Linked DNA regions of Homo sapiens: regions 1 and 3 are each linked to region 2. A link is an interaction called in ENCODE POLR2A ChIA-PET data of the cell type or tissue named here. Cell type or tissue: PC-9. All regions are shown on one strand. Each heading gives the region's core, and the rest is flanking DNA. Links, peaks and the distances in the headings are about the cores only. Region 1 has its middle 21 kb from the start of TRN-GTT2-4. Region 2 has its middle 40 kb from the start of USPL1. Region 3 overlaps LOC105370148 (a long non-coding RNA gene).

Evidence for each region. Peaks named below come from ENCODE experiments on the same cell type or tissue, not always from the same donor. Only the 100,000 strongest peaks of a DNase experiment are listed, where the experiment ranks them.
Region 1: POLR2A ChIA-PET joins it to region 2 with 22 read pairs; 2 of 35 experiments call an interaction of 5 or more read pairs at or near these places.
Region 3: POLR2A ChIA-PET joins it to region 2 with 22 read pairs; 1 of 35 experiments calls an interaction of 5 or more read pairs at or near these places.

Annotation. Positions count from the first base shown.
Region 1 is chr13:30,693,435-30,697,479 of GRCh38, forward strand. No RefSeq gene overlaps it. Among named protein-coding and RNA genes, the nearest start is that of TRN-GTT2-4, 21 kb to the left of the region's middle. RefSeq lists a silencer at 1,324-1,524. In PC-9, for the core only: no CTCF peak of the experiment used is centred there; no DNase peak of the experiment used is centred there.
Region 2 is chr13:30,575,576-30,579,620 of GRCh38, forward strand. It overlaps a transcript of HMGB1 not described here. Among named protein-coding and RNA genes, the nearest start is that of USPL1, 40 kb to the right of the region's middle. RefSeq lists an enhancer at 1,865-1,944 and a silencer at 2,165-2,224. In PC-9, for the core only: no CTCF peak of the experiment used is centred there; DNase peaks (open chromatin) are centred at 1,186 and 1,926; H3K27ac peaks cover 413 bases.
Region 3 is chr13:31,170,689-31,174,733 of GRCh38, forward strand. It overlaps LOC105370148 (a long non-coding RNA gene), which reads left to right. Exons shown (of 3, transcript XR_941825.3): 3 at 749-1,081. Among named protein-coding and RNA genes, the nearest start is that of HSPH1, 11 kb to the left of the region's middle. In PC-9, for the core only: no CTCF peak of the experiment used is centred there; DNase peaks (open chromatin) are centred at 1,523 and 2,043; H3K4me3 peaks cover 463 bases; H3K27ac peaks cover 1,742 bases.

The DNA of each region.
Region 1 (4,045 bases), core at 618-3,117, 120 kb after region 2:
TCCTTTCCCCAGTGTATGTTTTTGTTTGTTTGGCTGAAGATCAGTTGGTTGTAGGTATTTGGTTTTATTTCTGGGTTCTCTATGCTATTCTACTTTTATACCGGTTCCATGCTGTTTTGATTACAATAGCCTCGTAGTATAATTTGAAGTTGGGTAATGTGATGCCTCCAGATTTGCTCTTTTTTTGCTTAGGATTGCTTTGGCTATTTGGACCCCTCTTTGGTCTCATATAAATTTTAGGATTGGTTTTTCTAATTCTGTGAAAAATGACATTGGTATTTTGATAAGGGTTGCACTGAATCTGTGGATTGCTTTGGGTAGTATAGTCATTTTTACAATATTGATTCTTCTAATCCATAAGCATGGTATGTTTCTCCATTTGCTTGTGTCATCTATTATTTCTTTCATTAGTGTTTTGTAATTCTCCTTGTAGGGGTCTTTCACCTCCTTGGTTAAGTATATTCCTATGTATTTTATTTTTATTTTTTGCAGCTATTGTAAATGGGATTGAGTTCTTGATTTGATTTTGAGCTTGGCCATCATTGGTGTATAGCAGTGCTAGTGATTTGTGTACATTGATTTTGTAACCTAACACTACTAAATTCACTTATCAAATCTGGGAGATTTTTGAGGATTCCTTAGGATTTTCTAGGTATGAGATCATATCATTGGTAGAGGTAGTTTGAGTTTCTCTTTTCCAGTTTGGATGCCCTTTATTTCTTTCTCTTGCCTGATTGCTCTGACTAGGGCTTCTAGTACTATGTTGAATAGAAATGGTGAAAAGTGGGCATCCTTGTCTCATTCTAATTTTTAGGGGGAAATGCTTTCAACTTTTCCCCATTCATTTTGATGTTGGCTGTGAGTTTGTCATAGATGATTCTTACTATTTTGAGATATATTCATTTGATGCCTAGTTTGTTGAGGGATTTTATCATAAAAGGAGGCTGGATTTTATTGAATGCTTTTTCTGCATCTATTAAAATGATTACGTTTTTCATTTTTAATTCTGTTTATGTCATGAATCACATTTATTGACTTATGTTTATTTGTTGCTTACATCTACTTTCTAATTTTACTATAATAAACATGTATAATTTTGTTATCAGAAAAGTAAATGTAAAAGTGAGTTTTAATTTTAAAACTTGGGCCTAAGTCTTCCTGCCTCCCAAGCCCATTCCCTTCCTGATATCTGGGGCTTCCCTCCTCAAGCCTGCTCTGCAGGATAAGGGGATACAGTCCACATGCCTGCTGCTGGTTTGGCCCATGATAACCTCCATGGGCAATGTCTGAGCCTCTGCTGTTGAGTTTTGCTTTACACACTCCTGGCAAGGAAAGGATGGCCAACATGGCTTGGACATGGGTTGCTGATAATTGGTGATGTCTCATGACTGGTTCTGCCTGGAGGGCTTGCTGTAAGTCCCTGATAGGAGGAACATGGACCTGCACAAGAGCAGAACTTATCTGACACTGAAGAGGACACTTCAAGAACAGATTATCAAAGTCTAGCTCAGGGAGAAATATACTTTAGAGCAGAATGAGGAATGGCGAGGCAGCTGAGCTTAGACACAAGCAGAAGGAAATCCATGGTGAGGGCACAGGCAAGGAAAGGGGCTGAGAGAGCATTAGTGGGGGCAGTCAGGGGCAGTGGTCAGGATGCTCGGATGCCAGCGTGAACAATCGCATCAAGATTAAACACCATGAGGATCGTTAGACTTCCTGTCATATGTCTCCAGGTGGTGCTCCAAATATCCTAAACCAGATGACAGCACCCCTCCACCCTCTGCTGTATAAGCACATCTGCTCTCCTATAATCATTCCCACATAGCAATTTATCATTTTTATTGATTTTTCTTCATTTAATACACGTATAAGTGTGTCTTTTATTTTTAAAAATTTGCATTCCTTTAATTGCTTTGGAGATTGTGCATTTTTCTCTCTGTTGATTTACTCTGCCAATAAACATGTAATCCTACCATAAGCATGTTTTACTTGTGTAATCAACCAAAATAAAAAATTTAAAAAGGAATCACTGACTATGAATTAGACATGTGGATAGGCACCAGGGTTGCAGACATGGCCCACGTTCTTGCATTAACTTGCACTGTGGCTGGGGCATTGGATGGGTACATTAAAAGGATTAAAGTAATATAAGGCAGTATTTATTAAGTGTTGAGTGAGCACTACAGAACCCAAGTGCTGAGGGAGTTTCATGCAGGAAGAGATCAAGAGTAACACAGAGAAGAAGAATAGATCAATTTAGCGCATTCATTTAAAAATTCACCTTTTGCATAAGGGGATGTGTCTTTTGTGGGGAGGAGGGGAGTTCCGATTGGCAGTTTGTTCTCAGGGAGCTTGAAGAAGAGATCTTGGAGAGGAGACGCAGAGAAAACAAATGAAGAAAATGTCAAAATGGAAGGGGTTGGCCCGGCTATGCATACCTTAGTTAGCTTAGGTAGAGTCTAAACTTTTACAAGTGGTTTCAATAGGTGTGTTTGGTCTGGGTTCTTTGGGAGGTATCATAGGAGAATGAAGGCAGGGAGGACGCTTCCAGCACCAAAATTCAAAGGGAAATGTATTTTACATGCATAGCATTGTTTTACTCTCTTTCCATTTGGAGCATATCTTAAAAATTCCATTTGGAGCATATCTTAAAAAACCCATTTCTCTGACAATGGTTCTAAAAGGGGGAAACATCCTTTGCAACAGAATCATTCATTCTCTCATTCATCAACCACTGATTGTGTACTAAGTGTCAGACCTGATCTCCATCCTGCCTGGTATGGCACTAGCTTCTGTCTTGAGACAAGCATTGTGATAAACCATGACCAAAAAAAGGGCAGTTTTATAAACACAAGTCTGCCAGGCTTTCAGCAATTCTAAATTTCCTTTTGCAAGTCAGGCTGGAGTTAATGGCTCTTTCCTGCAGCGGCGGAGATGACAGGGCTCTCCCACAGTGCTGAGCAGGCAGTTTGAAAGCCCCACTTCCTGTCTCTGCATGGGCGAGTGTCCACTGGAAGCCACTGAGAGGAAGGAGGGAAACCTCAGAAACCGGCCCCTGCCTGGCTGCTTCACCCTAGAAAGCCCAGGCAGAGGAGGGAAAGGTGAAGTGCTGAAAAAGAATAAAAAAGGGGGAACATGAAAAAGAGCAAGAGCAGGAAGGAGGCAGGGACGGGAAAGGAGGGGAAGCACGGAAACAGCCAATGTCAAGGAGAAGAAAAGATGGCTGGTGGAAAGGAGCTTCCAGGAATTGGGACACAGCCCTGTCTTATTGCAAAAGATGGAAACCCTGAAGGAGAACAGGAAGGAAAAAGAAAACAAGTCCGTCTGAGCTGGCAGGGTCCACTTTCTCATTCTACAGATGAGGAAACAGAGGCACAGAGAGGAAGTGGCTTGCCCAAGGGGGCAGATTCTTGAAAGGATCATCTGCACTCTCTCTCCCTTAATGCATTCTTACCTCTTCTTTACTCGTGAGTCAGTCCTGAAGGACAAGCTGCCTGAAGTCCCACACAGATGGGCCTGGGGCAAGCATCAAACATCCTGGGGGCCCTGGGTGAGGTTTGCTTTTAAATTCCAGGTCAGGGAAAGGAAGGTCTTTAAGTTGTCTGCTCTAAGCTTAGTAATCCCCCTCAGAGTTATGGGTGCGGTGTCTGGGGTAGCCGTTGCGTCTCTGGGCAAATACCCTGGAGAATGCAGTGTTGGTTGTCTGAGCTGGGGACAGAGTGACAGCATAGTTGCATGCAGAGCTGGAGGCTCCTGCAGCTGTACAGGTAAGGTGCTGAAATTCTCCACCAACCCTTCCTCTTTGCCCCCAGCACCACGAAGATAACCCTCTTTGAATATGTGGAAGTCTGTTCTCCAAACTTTCTAACATTCTCATGTCAGTCTTAATAGATTCAGCTCAGTTACTGCCTCCTCCAGGAAGTCCTCCTTGTCTGCAAATCGGCTGCCCACCATGCCGGCTCACTCATAGTTTTAACTCTGTATCTTTCTAATATGCCTTAGCCCACTCTGTCAGGATTCCAGTCAGCTTCCTTCTCCTAGACTA
Region 2 (4,045 bases), core at 471-2,970:
GAAGGCAATTTTGAAATCCTGTAAAAGAACCCACTCCTCTCCCCAAGTAATGAAGTTTGTCAGTTTCAAGCCTGTAATAAGGTACTGACTTAAAATTAATTTTCTAATAATACAGTACTGCTATGTATCTAATGTGGGGTTAGTCAATGATAGGAAAAAAACATAAGACAGAGTCACATTTAAAAATGTGTGCTTAGGTGCATGGTGACACCTGCCTGTAGTCCAGCTATTCCAGGGGCTGAGGCAGGAAGATCCCTTGAGCTCACGAGTTTGAGGCTGCAGTAAGCCACTGCACTCAGCCTGGGCAACAGAGTGAGACCCTGTCTCTAAAAAAAATTCGTTTTAAGTGTGCTCAGGACATAACAGGAGCCGCTGGTAACATGCCATTTCCACTGTGAATATGGTAAGGACAGAATCCCTGTCTCTAGGCCCTCTTCCACTAGTCAATCTCATCATCACCATCAAGGCCAACATTGGTATTCTCTCCTCTGAGACAAAGTCTTTGACATTTTCTATACTATACTATGTCTTCCTCTCCCCAAATGCATATACAAATAAAATTTGAATGCTTCTTTCTCCATTTAGTGTAATTTTTTTTATAACATAGACCCAATTTTCAAACCCCACAATGGTGGATTTTATTTGATGTATTGTAAAAAGCGCTGGATTGAAGTCAAATGGCTTGGGAGACCTAAATTCTACTCCTGCCTGTACCATGAAAGAGACAAATCCCAAGGCTTTGCAGGGCTTCAGCTTCCTTGTTTGTAGAATAAAGAATTATAAAATCATCTCTTTTGGTCCTACTGGGCAATAAAAAGCTATGATTCTAAGCCTGTTCCCTTTTCTCACCTAAGAATACAAATTTGATACAAAGAGGCCGCAGAATGTGTCAAACACTCCCTGTTGCCTGGAATTCTCTCTTCCTTTGGGTTCAGGGATAAAGGTATGTTATTTCTTAAGTCTCCCTTTGCTTTCTTCTGCTTGCCTCGTAAATATTTTTCCATCTTGGCAGTCCTACATGTCTTCTCACTCTACATGTTTTCCCTAGGTGATGTGACCCAGCCTGTGGCTTCCACTGCCATCCACACACGTCGCTGCCTCTCTCCACATCAGCATCGCAACTATCTCCTGGAAGCTTTCCAAGTGCTGAACTACAGTAACCTCAACCGAACTGCTGTTCATTCACCCCACAGGCTTGCCCCTCCTCTGCATCTTTGTGAGAACCTGAGAGTCATCCTAAACTCCTCCTTCCACCTCACTCCCCACATCAAATCGATTACCAACTTGTGCTGATTTTATCTTCAAATACTCTCCAGAATTGTCGCTGTCATGGACTGAATATTTGTGTTCCCCCAAATTCATATGTCCTAATCCCTGATGTGACTGTATTTAGAGACGTGACCTCTAAGGAGTAATTAAGGTTCAGTGAGGTCAAAGGTGGAGCCCTGATCTGATAGGATCAGTGTCCTTATAAGAAGAGACTAGAGCTGGGCACAGGGGCTCACACCTGTAATCCCAGTATTTTGGGAGGCTGAGGTGGGAAGATCACTCAAGGAGAGGAGTCTGAGACCAGCCTGGGCAACAGAGTGAGACTCCATCTCTACAAGAAAATAAAATAGTCAGACACAGTGGTACACACCTGTGGTCCCAGCTCCTCAGGAGGCTGAGGCAGGAGGATGGCTTGAGCCCAGGAATTTGAGGCTGCAGCAAGCTATGATCACACCTCTGCACTCCAGCCTGGGTGACAGCATGAGACCCAGTCTCTTTAAAAAAAAAAAAAAAAAAGGCCATATATAGCCCAGAAGAGCGTCCTCACCAAAACCCAATCCTGATAGCACCTGGAGGACTTCCAGCCTCCAGAGCTGTGAGAAAATTTCTGTTGCTTGCACCGCCCAGTCTGTGGTATTTTGCTGTGGCAGCCCAAGCTGACTCATCAGTGACCTTCTCTCTGTTACCGCAGAGTAGCTCATCATCCTCTCTTCCCTAGAGTCCAGCCACTCTCTCACATCTACCTACCTAGCAGTATCACTGTGGGTTAGAGTCAGATCACTGCGGATTAAGTCCTCATTCTGCCACTGCCTGTGTAAATCTGAGCAAGTTACTTAATCTCTCTGTGTGTCAGTAACCTCCCTGTGAAATGAGGCTAATAATAGCAGGGTTGTTTCAACAAGGCGATACATGCATAATGCTTACAACACAGCTTGGCACATTATAAGCATTCAACGAAAAGTGAGCTACTATTATCTCATCCGTTATCAGAATAAACCACCTAAGCCACAAGGCTGCCCACATCATCCTCATGTTTTAAAACACTTCAGTGGGCTCCCCACCATCAACAGGATAAAGTCCAAGCTTCCTTAGCATTTCTTAGAGGCTCCATATGAATCCCCAAGTTCCACTACAGGAACACAGGTGAACTTTCCACTCCAACCTCAGGCTCCTTCGTGTCACTCCTCATCCACATGGAGGTAAGCAGCAAGAGACTCCGTGCAGTTCCTGGTGGTTCCCTGACCCTCAGGCAGACTCTCCCCAGCCCTCTGCCTGCAACGTCCTTGCCCTTTGCTTCCCTTGGCCAGCTCCCATTCATTCTCCTTGATTCTGCTTGGAAGTTTCCCTCTCAGGAAGGCTTTATGAACCTTAGTGTAGGTTATGAACCCATCTTTGCTCCTTTCATACCTTTTGCAAGCCTTTATTTATTATGACACTTAACCATTATCATACTGAAGTGACCTGTTGGTGTGTCTTTGTTCCCCACTAGACAGAAAACTCAAGATCAGAGACCAGTTCTTGTTCTTTTTTTTTTTTTTTTTTTTTTTTTTTGTATCACAGTGTTTAGCAGCCTGCTATATGGTAAATGTCAGTAAATGTTCCACAAACTGAATGGAATTGAGCTCTGGAATCTAGACCATCTTTTCCATACCCATCACTCCTGTCTTAGTTGAAGTCCTTATTTCCCATTTGAAGCAATGCAAAGGATTTCCTAACTCTAATCTCTCTTTTCTTCACACCATCCTTTAAACAGCCGACAGAATGGTCATCCTAAAGCACATATATCCTATCTTACATATCCTAGATTCGGAACCTCTCTGGGCTTCTCACCATATAAGAAGAAAGTCTAACCTCCTTAGCAAGGTGCATAGGTCTTCAATGGGCTCCACCTCACTTCTCTATATATACCTATACTCTTGCTACACTAAACTTCTTTCTTACTGTTGCTGGAACAAGTTCAACGCTTTCAAACCTCCCTGACTTTGCATATGCAGTTCATTCTGTCAGGAATGCCCTTCTCTCTTATGCCTGGGATATTCTCATTCATTCCATATGACCTATTTCATAAGTCACTCCTTAATGAAGCCTTTCTTAGATATCCACTGGGGCAATCAGCTGCTTGCTCCTGTTTCCACAGCACATTGTTCACACAGATAGCACAGGACTTACCACAAGTTATTATAATTTTGTCTGTCTTGCCCATTTGAATCCAAGGGCAAGGACGGAATCATTCTCATCTTTGTATGTCCTGGGAACTAGAACTGTACCTGAGACATAATAAACACTTGATATGTTTGTAATTTTTAAATAAGTTAATGAACGGAATGGCTAGAAAAAGTGAGAAGAAACTCTGGCTTACTGTATATCATACTGTCATACTAAAAATATATACTGAAGACAGAATCACATTATATCATCACTTTTCACGCTATAGGCCATGATCCATTATGAAAAAGAGGATAGTAAAAAAATCACAGGGCACAATTTTTGTTTCTGTCACACACATGTGTACCTGTATATTGGACTGGAATGTAAAACGCATGTTCCATTGTAGAACGTGGTTTTAAAAGAGGCTTGGAAAACACTGCATATGGTCATTTCTTAGTTTAGTACAATTTATTATTTTCGTAATAACCTCAGCTATAATATAAGTCTACCATGAAGCATTTTGGGGAGATTAAATGAGATGTGAAAAGTAAATGTGTTAGATAGACTGAATTCATATCATAGCTTGCTCTGATACTTTACAAAACATTTAACCTTACCCACAAGTTTT
Region 3 (4,045 bases), core at 1,053-3,552, 600 kb after region 2:
ATGTGAGGGTGCTTGGCAGGGATGGTGAGTGGGGACTATAACATTGAGGAATCCTGGGCTGTTCCCAAAGTGAGGCAGGAGAATAGAGTCTGCAGGCAGGGAACCTAAGGCCGATTTAGGCTGACTTCCTAGAACTAAATCAAAAGGAAAACCCCAACTTTGCAAACCCTCCCTCCTTTTCCTGCATAGCAGACAGAAAATTGAAAGTACCTCTGACTGGTTGCTTTCCACAACCAATCAGATGTTTGCATACGAATGTAACTTTGTAACTTTGCTTCAGCCTCTTGATTGCGGACCACTACTTCATTTGCATGGGGTGTAAACCAAGTGGCCAATGGGAAACCTCTAGAGTGTATTTAAACTCCAGAAAATTCTGGAACTGGGGCCTTGATCCCCTATGCTAAGACCCATTCCCACCATGTGGAGTGTACTTTTATTTTCAATAGATCTCTTGTTTTGGTGCTTCATTCTTTCCTTGTTTTGTTTGTGCATTTTGTCCAATTCTTTGTTCAAGATGTCAAAAACCTAGACACTCTCCACCAGTAACAAAAGGAGGAATCCAAGGACCTTATTGGCTTTTTGGAATAGCAGTAGGTCTCCATGATATTAATTAGGATAAAATAAAACCAACATGGCCAAACCTTTATGGTTTTAAATGTCCTTATAGATTACATAATGAAAATACCTATTAGCCTTTGACTTGAAATGTTTTATTCTAGCAAGTCACCTTCGCACTTTCCTCATATAGAGTGATCTGGATGAACTCCTACAATGTGGCAGCCGTTTGCTTTGTGCTGGAGATACCATGACGAACAGCCCACGTTCCTGCCTTCAGGAAACTGAAAGAGAACCAACTCTCAGAACTGCAGCAAGGTTAAGGGCCTTGGCAGCTGTACTGTGCATTTGGTATTATAGTAATAGTCACAAGACAACCCTCTAGACTGTGTGTGGAGTCAGGCAGAGCTGGGTATAAATCCTGGCATCTGCAACCTTTCTCGGGCAAACTGCCTAACTCTTCTAAAATCTTACCAGTAAGATGTGGGTAAGAAATTCTACCTTGGCCAGGTGCGGTGGCTCACGCCTGTAATCCCAGCACTTTGGGAGGCCGAGGCAGGTGGATCACCTGAGGTCAGGAGTTCAACACCAGCCTGGCCAACATGGCGAAACCCTGTCTCTACTAAAAATACAAAAATTAGCTGGGGGTGGTGGCGGGCGCCTGTAATCCCAGCTACTGGGGAGGCTGAGGCAGGAGAATCGCTTGAACCCAGGAGGTGGAGGTTGCAGTGAGCCGAGATCGCGCCACTGTACTCCAGCCTGGGCAACAAGAGTGAGACTCCATCTCGAAAAAAGAAAAAAAAAAAATCCTACCTCATTGTGGTATTGTGGGGACCAATTAATAAAGTAATATCACCTAAGCCAGATGTCTTCCATTAAAAGGGCACACAATAGCTGACAGCTATGGTTGTTATTGCTTTGATTACTAATGCTTGGTTACCTAAGACACTTCCGAGTCACTTCACTCCCTTCATAACCCTCTCCCAGGATTATGAAAGAGAACAGCAAAACTGTTTCCTTATCTTCATCTTTCATATTGTGCTGTTCATATTGCGTGACTGCCTAGATAATTGATAGTCCACAAATTTCAAAAAAACTACATATATCTGTGTGAATATCTTTGCAGATAATTCTAAATCAGAGAATCAGATTTTAGAGGGGAGGTCAAAATACCTCCATTCCATTGTGAAAAATTCATAAGAATATTCTGAATACCACAGATTTAAAATCTATCACTGTCCTAGAAAGGTTAACTTTCTTTTCTTTACCTTTATTTCTATGACATTGTTCTTTTGGCCCTGTCTCCAGTGTTATTTTATAACACGTTATATTTCTGCTTAGTGGATTGCTATAGTGATGTTGGTACATGTTCTAAAGGGATATATAGTATCATGCCCTAAATGGACTAGTCCACGCACCTTTGTTCAGCACTGGAAATTTCCCAAGTCTATTCATTCATCCATTCATGCAACAAATATTTCTGGAATTCCTCCCATGGAAAGCCATCATGTGAAAGTGTTACAGTTGATTCAAGGGTCATTGTCAACAATGAAAAATGTTTGCCTGCCTGCTGGGGCAAGAGACCTAAAGATGTATAATGCAGAAGATGACAAGGAGCTGTAGGGGAAGCCAAGGGCTTAGGGGCCAGAGTGGGCTGTGTTCAGATCTCACCTCTCTCACTTTAACTGTGTGACTCTGGGAAAAAGTTTAAGCTGTCTGAACTTCATCATTTTCATCTTCAAAATGTAGATCTTCCATCATTCATTCAACAACCATGTTGACTTTGTGCTAGGTATATCTCCCTGTCATTGATTTATGCTCTCTTGTTAAATTCTCACTACAGTTCTCTAAGGCATCTAGACAGTAGTTCCTCAACAGGTGCTATTTTATCGACCCCGTACTTTTAATGAACATATCAATTCAATGAACTTTGCACGCCTGCTATGGGCCATACCGTGAGCCAGGAGACATATGGCCTTAAGAAAAAAAAGAGTTAAAAACTGTGCCTCAAGCTTCTCAGTCTGGTTGAGGACACACCCATAAACATAATTATCCAATGGAATCGTTATAATGACAGCTCTGTGAACAGAAAATTTTTGGACACAGCAGTGGGACACGTAGCTCACCTGGGCCAAGGATGTTGGAAGGGGGAATAAGGTGGGTGACGCCTGAGCTAAAGTGAGTAGGATGGAGGAAGAGGACTCCATTTCTCTGCCAGAGTATGCAAATACAGAGGAGACGAACAAATACATATGCGGATTAGGTTAGCGATTCTGAAGTACAAGGCTCAAAATAAGGAATGAGCAACAATGATGTAATAGGTGAGCCCAGCTCAGAAAGGCACATACTAAAGACGTGTTTCCAGGTAGTCTCTGAGTACTAAAAGATTGGTAAGTGTTCCAGGGACCTTTTTGCAGTAGCAATGGCTCCCCAGGATATTCATCATGACAAAATAAAACGAATATGGCCACACCTTCATGTTCTTAAATAGATTCTTACATCATGAAAACACCTATCGACTTGTAATTTTTTTCTAACTAGTCAGTTCTTCCTCAGACAGAATAATCTGGATGAGCCTAATTCCTCTGGCTAGGACTTTTAAAATCATGTTGGCACTGGGGCTTGTTCCTATAGCTGGTTGGTACAACCTTCTAATAATACCAAGATGGTGTTTTGTGTCGCTGACTGCTCCTAGAAGAGGGTGACCCACTGCCCCCCAACTTGGGCCACTCACTGTACCACTGACTCAAACCCAATTCAATGGCCACCCCAAGCAGGACCAGGGATGAGATTTGACCGACTGCAGACCCAGAACCACCACAGCTAGAAAAGCAGTATAACCATGAAAAAGAAATTTCTGCCAAAACATCTGTGGGCTAAGATTACACACAAGTATGTTTGAGACTAGGGGAGTCGAAACATAAATAAACTGTAGAAAGGAGCATGCTAGTGCAGAGAGTGGGACTCCTAGAAATGTGAATTTATTCTCTTTGCCACCCAGGGGAGCCAGAGACTCATGAAAATCTTACACAAGCTGTCAAAGTTACGAACCAGGGCAGGGAAAAACAGTATATTAGTTTGGATTTTTGCAGTTGCAGGCAACAACAACAAAAAAATCAGCCAACCAACAAAACAAAAATGGGAATTTACTGATCCACATAATTTGGAAGTTTTAGGGGGCATCTAGTTTAGGCTCAGCCATATCCAGGAGCTCAAGTGACATCCTCAGGACTTTCTCTCTGCCCATCTCTCAGCTAAACTCTGCTCTGCGTTGCTTCCCTTCTCAGATGGGCCTTCCTTATGTAGGGGCAAAGGCAGACCTTGCAGCTCCAGAGTAACATAGTTCTTACCGTAAGAAAGTCACAAAGAGACTGGGCATGGTGGCTCATGCCTGTAATCCCAGCACTTTGGGAGGCCGAGGTGGCAGATCACTTGAGGTCAGGAGTTCAAGACCAGCCTGGCCAACATGGTGAAACCCCATCTGCTAAAA